Regions from separate parts of the Mus musculus genome. Here region 1 is linked to region 2. A link is a loop called in an ENCODE intact Hi-C map of the cell type or tissue named here. Cell type or tissue: left cerebral cortex. All regions are shown on one strand.

The links. A loop is a pair of places that touch in the nucleus more often than their neighbours do. Peaks named below come from ENCODE experiments on the same cell type or tissue, not always from the same donor. Only the 100,000 strongest peaks of a DNase experiment are listed, where the experiment ranks them.
Region 1: a loop joins it to region 2, with 2.0 times the contacts of the local background. A loop is called at or near these places in 2 of 42 quality-filtered maps.

What each region holds. Positions count from the first base shown.
Region 1 is chr12:75,212,704-75,216,703 of GRCm38, forward strand. No RefSeq gene overlaps it. Among named protein-coding and RNA genes, the nearest start is that of Kcnh5, 37 kb to the left of the region's middle. In left cerebral cortex, no CTCF peak of the experiment used is centred here; no DNase peak of the experiment used is centred here.
Region 2 is chr12:75,358,108-75,362,107 of GRCm38, forward strand. All of the region lies in intron 1 of Rhoj (ras homolog family member J), which reads left to right. Among named protein-coding and RNA genes, the nearest start is that of Rhoj, 52 kb to the left of the region's middle. In left cerebral cortex, no CTCF peak of the experiment used is centred here; DNase peaks (open chromatin) are centred at 807 and 2,294.

The sequences.
Region 1 (4,000 bases), 150 kb before region 2:
TCACAACCTGATCTACCTCAGGTCCATTCATAAATTATTCATGCTCCAAATCACTTCATGCTGAAGCCTAACCAGTCACCTTACATCCTTCCGGGTCTCTATCCACCTTCCAGGCTGCACACCTGCCCAAAATTGATAGGACAGAGTGTGTACCTGGTGCAGGAGCATCATCCCATACTTTGCTCAGAGATTTTTGTCTAGCCTGGAGCAAAGAGAGGAGTTGATCCCAACTGACTGCTATAAATTCACACGAGGTAGAATTAGGATAATGAAGCGGCTGGTGAAAGCGGGAGCTGGGACGTAACCATGAAATCTTATAAAGACCACAGTGGGCTTTGGAATGGAGGTACAAGGAGACAAAATACTTTAGACAGGGAACCACAGGTTCAGCAAGAGACCTTAACTCTGTAAACAAAGTGGAGAGCAATGGAAGAAGAGACTTGCATCACATACACATGCACATATATGTATGTGCACCAGCACCTACACATGTGCCTACACATATGCAATCACACACACACACACACACACATACATGCAAAACTACCCTCAGATAGGAACAAAACACCATGGGCTGGGAGAATATGACTACCATGAAGACACAAAGAGTTCCTTCAAGTCTCTAAAGTGACCTCATTTCATGGCTAGTTGCCTTAGTCTTTTCCCAGATCTCTTCATGATAAACCCAAGATGAGCAAGACCTTGAAAATCAGTTCCTTTACCAAAATAAGTTCACTTACTAGCTGATGCTTCAACCACATCTGCCAGTTCTTGACAACAAATGTGAACAGGCTGTAGGGACTTTAGGTCAGGGGCTTCTGTGAAATACAGTAGTCCCTCTAAACTAGACTCTAAGCTTCTTTCAAAAGAAACTTCCCATAGTTCTGAACCCCGGTGTAGCCAGCACTGTTCAACATATTGATTTCTTTCAGTAAATACAAAAATGGAAGATGTAATAAATCACTTTCAAATGCTTTGTTTATTTTATTCCCACAATATCTCTGTGACCTATTTGAGACACATACAAAACCTAGACTGCTAAAACCTGTGCTTACAAATGGCTTCTGAGGTGAGGGCAGCCTTTAGAATCCAAACCTGTAGAATCCAAGCCTACAGAATTGGGTATGGTCTCCAGATGAACTGTGTCAGAACATGACTCCTGGAAGACCTCCAGATGTCTGTTGGCGAACCTTCTCAAGAACCGCTTGGCATGTGCAGGAAAGCCCACCCATACCTCATCTCAGGAGTTTTCTACAGTGGCTGTTAGAAAGCAGAGGAAAAAACAAGCTCTTTGGTTTATTCTACATTTCTTTAGCCCAACATGTAAATTCAAAGCTAAGTCTTGTCACCTACTGTTCTACTTACTGTGAATATATAAGGTTCTAAGCTTCCTATTAGATTCGCTTTACGTGCTTTGATGGTTTTGTTGTTGTTAGTTTGTTTGTTTGTTTGTTTTTTGTTGATGTTGATGGGGTGTTTTTTTTTTTCATTTGCAGGATGAAGATGAGAGTGCATTACCTCATAATATCACAGTACAGGTCAGACCCAAAAACATCAATAAATCACCAAACATAGCACCTGTACACAGCAGGCACACTATAAATGTTAGACCCTTCATCTAAGGGGAAGAAATTCTAGACACTCACAAAGGCAGGGATGTTTTTTACAATAGGTAGACCACCTGCTGGCATTTGCACACACACAAAAAAAAGACATTGAAAAGCAGATGAAGGCAAAGACATATAGCAGGTGTCTGGGAAGACACAGAGAATGTTTAGAAGCACAAAATAAAATGATGTGGCATGGAAATAACCCCTGGCTCTTTTGCTGTGAAAATGAATTATAAGTTTCAGTTTGAAATGCATCTTTCTTAAGAATTTGTCTCTGAGGTATTTCGCTTTAAGACATGTATTTAAAGAGGTGGTTTTTCATCAACTTGACACTTGCAGTATATACATCTCTTAAATGCAAGCAGGAACACAAGGAATTTCTCTTTCAATATCACCCACAAAGAGATTAAAGAGAAGCCTTTCTGTGAAGTCCCAATATGGAAGATAGAGTATGTTGGTCCTGGGAGGTGTTTCATTTTTCAGTCAGTTCAGAGGACCCAATCAATCATTAGTCCAAGCAGTGTCTCCAGGTTCATGTGAATTGTGGTACACTCTAGATAGGGCGAACATAAACCAACTCAGATAGATGCAACCTCTGTTATTACAAAAGCCCACCGCCCCAGCCTCCTTCCCAGCCTTCTCAAGTTTAAACCACAACTGCACACAGGAGTCATAGAATGCACTCCTGAAAACGGTGATATCAACTGAATAAAAACAGAGCAGTATAGATGTCTTTTTAAAGGCCATTGCTCCTGCTAATAAATCAAAGAATGAATGAAATCAAACCTTCTAGACCATTGACACCGGTTCCATGTGCCTTCCCTTGGAAGTCCAGCCTTAGGGAAAGGAGAATGTGGGACATAAAAGGACCAGAGGAACCAAAAATAAAGACTTAACCATGATGGGGTATACCCAAACCCCAGATAGCTGGAGGGCTGAGCCACAAAGATGGATGTGAAGTGAATCTGGGTAATGGCCAGTAGTCTTAGTATCTCAGATCCAAGCTGGAATCTCGATGCTAGGATAAACCAAGCTAGTCAGATACATTTTACACATAATTAATGAACTAACTAACATGAAGGTCAATACTTTAAAAGCTATTTTCAATGAAGGACTCAGACAGCAGAGACTGGGCAAATGATTGTCTACATTTCTTCTCCCTCAGTCCATTCATCAATTAATCCCAAAGAAGAAGGAAGAAGGTTAACTTGTAAAAGTTAAATTTAGAAAGAAACAGGGGCTTTGATTATGATGAATCTTGATACAAAAATAAGTCTGGACTTCGTGGAGTAGACAGGCCTGGAAGTTGAGGTGAGAGGATCACAAGTTCAAGGCCTGCCTGGGCAACTTAGTAAGATATAGTCTCAAAATAAACCACTGAGAAGAGCATTTAAGGGTGTGAGTCTCTGGTAGAGTACTTGCCTAAAATGCACGAGGATGCAAACCCTAGTAATGAAAACCGATTCTAGTGTGTCTTATTAGAGATATGGTAAACACAGGAGCTCTCAGCATTTGTTTGATACAGTTGTTTTGTTATACATTAAAACTGTACATGTCCACATTTGACATCATATCTTAAAACCCAACTTTCATATCCATGGTCTTTTTAACCTTCTGGATACCCTCTCTTGTAGTCTGGAGTCCACAATTCCCCTTTTACAGATGAAGAGGTGACAGTGCAAGGAGTTAATGAATCTGACCAAGCTGATACAGACAACATCCCACATGGTCCATCTCAGACAGTGAAAGTCCAGATAACATCTCACTCCCTGTGTAATCTCCCAAATGTACTCAGAAGCCTAGATGGGATATAAGACATATGCACTGGTCTCTTTTTAAAATAATCATAGAATAAACACTTAAATATAAACACAAAAGTATAATTGATGTGGCTAAGGAGACGATTCCATCATTAAAGCATGTTCCTTGCAAGCAAGAGGAACTGAGTTCAATATTGAGGACTGATGCAAAAAAGCTAAATGCAGTGGCAGGTGCCAATAATCTCAATGCTGGGGAGACAGATGGGTTTGCTATCCAACTAGTCAAGCTGAGTTAGTGAGTTCCACCTTCAAGGAGAGATCCAGCCACACACACAAAAAGAAAGAAAGAAAGAAAGAAAGAAAGAAAGAAAGAAAGAAAGAAAGAAAGAAAGAAAGAAAGAAAGAAAGAAAGAGAGAGAGAGAAAGAAAGAAAGAAAAAATTAGTTGATGGGCCAGCAAGATGCTCAGTGGATAAAGATGCCTGTCACCCAGCAACATAAAATTTAATCCCCAAACTCACACAGTAGAAGAAGAAAACGGACTCCTAGACTCCTACATGTTCTTCTCTGACCTCCACATGCATGTCATAACATGTGTACCCACATGCACATATGTATGTGCACACAAACT
Region 2 (4,000 bases):
CCCCTGAGGGCAGTTGGGCCAAGAGTCTTTTAACTTTCAGTGATTCCCTTCACAAGGATGCATAAGTCAAGAAAAAATGATGACTTCCCCGCTCCTGCATCCAAACACTGCTAATTAAATGACACAAACTCACTGCATCTAGGATACAAATACGATACTATATCGGTGGTCAATGGTTGCTGTGAACAAAGTGCCACAAAATCATTATTTTTCCATTCTGAAGATCAGAAATCTAAATGGTACCTCAATAGACTAAAAGCAAAGAGCCAGAAAATAGCATATCCCTGTAGGCTCCAGAGGAGGAACTCTACCTGGCCTTTCCTAGAGACCCTCTGCACACATGGCTCTTTGCTTCCTTCCCTGCATCACAACCTCTGCTTCTGATCTTGTATCTCCTTGTTCACTGACTCTCCTACATCCATCTTAGCATCTTGGAAGGAGGCTTCTGATTATCTAGAGCCCACCAGGTAACCCAGAATAACCTCCCCAACTCAAAGCCTTTAATTTAATCACACCTGCCAAGTCCATTTAGTGAAATTAGGGTCTAAAGGTCTTTGGGCACCATTATCTTAACTTCCAAGTTAGTAATCATTTTTGGATAGGCCAGGGGATATGATTTTGAGATGTGGTTGAAATCAATACAAAGAACTTTCCAGTCCTATCCATTCCGTGAACTCAAATCCCTGATGGATTCAAACAGCCCAACCCAAAGACGTGATATAAAATTATCCGATGTGGAGCATTGGCTTGGTCACCCTCCAAGTCAGACAGTGACGGAGTACTTGGCTAGCTCCCATCACTGGCTGCAGAGATGCTCTGGCAGAGGAGAGCAGGAATATTTCCAAACACTGAGTCAACCATACAAAATAAATGAATAAAGTCATCACTGACTCCTCCCATTTAATTGTTTACCAAGGGCTCAGTGGTTAAGGTTTTGTTGTTCCTCCTGCCTGGAATTCACACTTCTGTGTTGCTCCATCAGCCCTCCCTGCCTCCACCTTCCTTTCCCCCATCTTCCCCATCACCTTCTTCAGTTCCCCAGAAGATGTGAAGGTGCAGTTAGAACAAAGACGTGATACCAATGAGGTAATTTGTAACATAGAAATTAGGAACTTCTCCATGCCTGGCTAAGAACAGATCTGGCTTAGTTTATGGGCAGTTTCTAGCCTTAGCATTAATGTCTAACCTCTAGATTCTTTAGCATATCATCTATTTGTTTTTCCTTTTCTTATAAAAATCTATCAGCACTATGTTTTGGCTAGTCTCCGTGTGAATATAGCCTTCAGAGCCCATAGGTATGACTCTCAATGGTTTTACCTTACAGACACATATTCATCATCAGTCCCCAGCTTCGGGCTGTACTCTACACAGAGGTACCAATGGATGAGCCTCTCATCTGAAGGAAGTTAAAATAATGATGCCCAAAGACCTCTAGACCCCTGAATATCCCAAGAGCATGAGGGCTGGGATATTTTAAACCCTTTCTTCAGACTTCTCATGCTGTGTTCTTTTGTGTATCCTCTGCATTCCTCTGGCCACTTCTATTTTTAGGTGGGTCAGCGCTCTCTGAACTGTAAGGCTACTCCCCTCCCCATGCCCGTGAGATCACACTGGGAAAACAGGCAGCTGGAAATACTATACTTCATGATTAGCTGGGACATCCAATCACACACTGCAGAGTAATAGAGAGAACTGTTGCTGACAGCTGATGTGTCAAACCAATATGATAGCTTCTTTTAAAAAAAAAAAAACTGCTTTGATGCAATTTGGATTTGTCTCAAAAGATACAGGCAAGGGTCCTTTGCGTTCTTTACTTTGTTTGTTTGTTTAGGATCTGGGACATAATGAGCCAGCAGTCTGCTGTCTGTCTCTCTGCCATTTGGCTGGAGTCGGATTTGGGAGCAGTGTCACTATAGCTCTCGAATCCTTCTCCCATTGTGCACCCACCCATTTCCCATGGTGCACACACCCATCTCCCATGGTGCTCCCACCCATTTCCTACGATGCTCCCACCCATGGTAGTTGGGTTGCAGGTGGTTCCAGCCCCCTTGCAGACACTGGGATTAAGGGCTTGGGCTGCACCCTCGGCCCTAGGATTGATAACTTCAATAGCTGCCTTATGTCCTGCAAAGCTGGATCAGAGCAGTCCCTGCTGCCAGCACTGGGAGCTAACCAAACGCTCCATCACTATCTGTCTTGGAGTATGCCCAACCCAATGCTCAATGGCCTTCCTTGTTTTCTAGAATTGATCAGTTTCAATTCAACAACTGTGTTTCCTGGCATGCATGCCAGAAAGTATCACAGGCACCTTTTCTTGTGATTCCCTACATGCTGGGAAAGTTGCAGGGCTTGATACACTCCCTCCCACCTACCAGAAGCTCCTAAGATTCCTAACCGAGTTCCACCCATTGGCTGTGGTTCCCCCCTTGAAACAGATGCTCTTCTGGAGGCTGCAGGGACATTTAATCTACCCATTCATCCAATATATACCCACTACTTAAAATCGCATCGCTAGCCAAACCCTCGAGGTTTATCTTTGCCTGCAAGGAATACACAGTCCAGCCAGCTATTAATCATTGCTATAACACCTCTGTGTAAGGGGAATAGGGAAACAGGATAGACTCTGAAGAGGGAAAAATACAAAGAGATGATACCAATTAACAGGACCAGAGAGGAGAAAACAGACTGAGGGGCACTCGCCCATAGGCTATCACAGAGGACCAGTGAGCCCATAGCCACACACAATAAGGGTTTCCATGGACCTAGAAGTACATTTCTAAGTGAGTTACAAAACCTCAAAGACAAGCATAAGTCCCCACATAGAAATACCACCCTGGGTATTTACGATCATCCAAGCTGTTGGTACAATCTACTGAAGTAAACAAGCAAGAAAGCCGCTGTTCCCATCCTTCCAATGCCTACCATTGCCTCCCCTTCTGGTGCTCTCAGATTTTAAGAGCCATATCCCAGCTATGGCCCAAGGGACAGAGACATTCCAAGCTACAAGAAGACTCGTTTACAGTTTCATCTTCATCCTTTTATGGCCAGAGTCCCTTCGCATCTCAAATCATTACTGAGGACATGAGAAACCTCTGGGGAGTTTCTCCCATCACAGAGCCCTACAGCTCTCCTCAGGCTTGGTAATAGGATTTTGTCCCAACCTCCCTGACATCTGAAGACCAGAAAGGGGCATGTATGAACTAGTAGCCCAGATCCAGTCTCCCTTCTGCTTCGTCTCCATGGAATACACAGCTCCTTCTCATATGTATCACCTGTCAATCACCTGAGGGTCTCCAAGGAGCCACATTGATGAGCAGAAGAGGAATACAGAGCAGGTGATCTGCAGACCAATAGGAAGGGTACTACCCAGAAGCTTTAAGATTCATGGGCTCTAAACGTGAAACATGGTTAAGACAATGACCTGGAGGCTTGGAGGCAGGGGTGCAGACTTGTATTATGCATATGTCAGGGATGGAAGAAGAGCTACAAAATTAAGGCACTTACCATCTTTCCTCTCTCCCTCCTGCTGAGAGAGAAAGTATCCTTGTACTCTCAGCTCTTTGGCATCTCTCACTCTTTCCTGACCTTATGTAACTGGCTAGCCGGGCATCCTGTGTTGCTGAGAAACATCTTTAGATAGAACTGCATGTTTAACTTCAGATGATTTGGGGAAAAACAATTAGGAAAAAAAACCGAACAAGAACATAAATGTAGTAAGTGTTTACCTCATACAAATGCTAAGAATATAATATATGTATAAATATATATATTATATATCAATGTAATGTAGATATATATAGAAAATATACAAGAATATAACAAGGAATAATGATCTCTCGCGTATTTGTTATAGAAAGCTGTTTCAGCTCTAATTGTCAAATAAGTGTCTAGATTTATAAATATATACATACATATTTCCTATTGTAATGACCCATCAAATATTAATCAGTAAATATTTGTATTTTCTTTCATTTCTTTGGTGTCTCTAATATGCCTCATT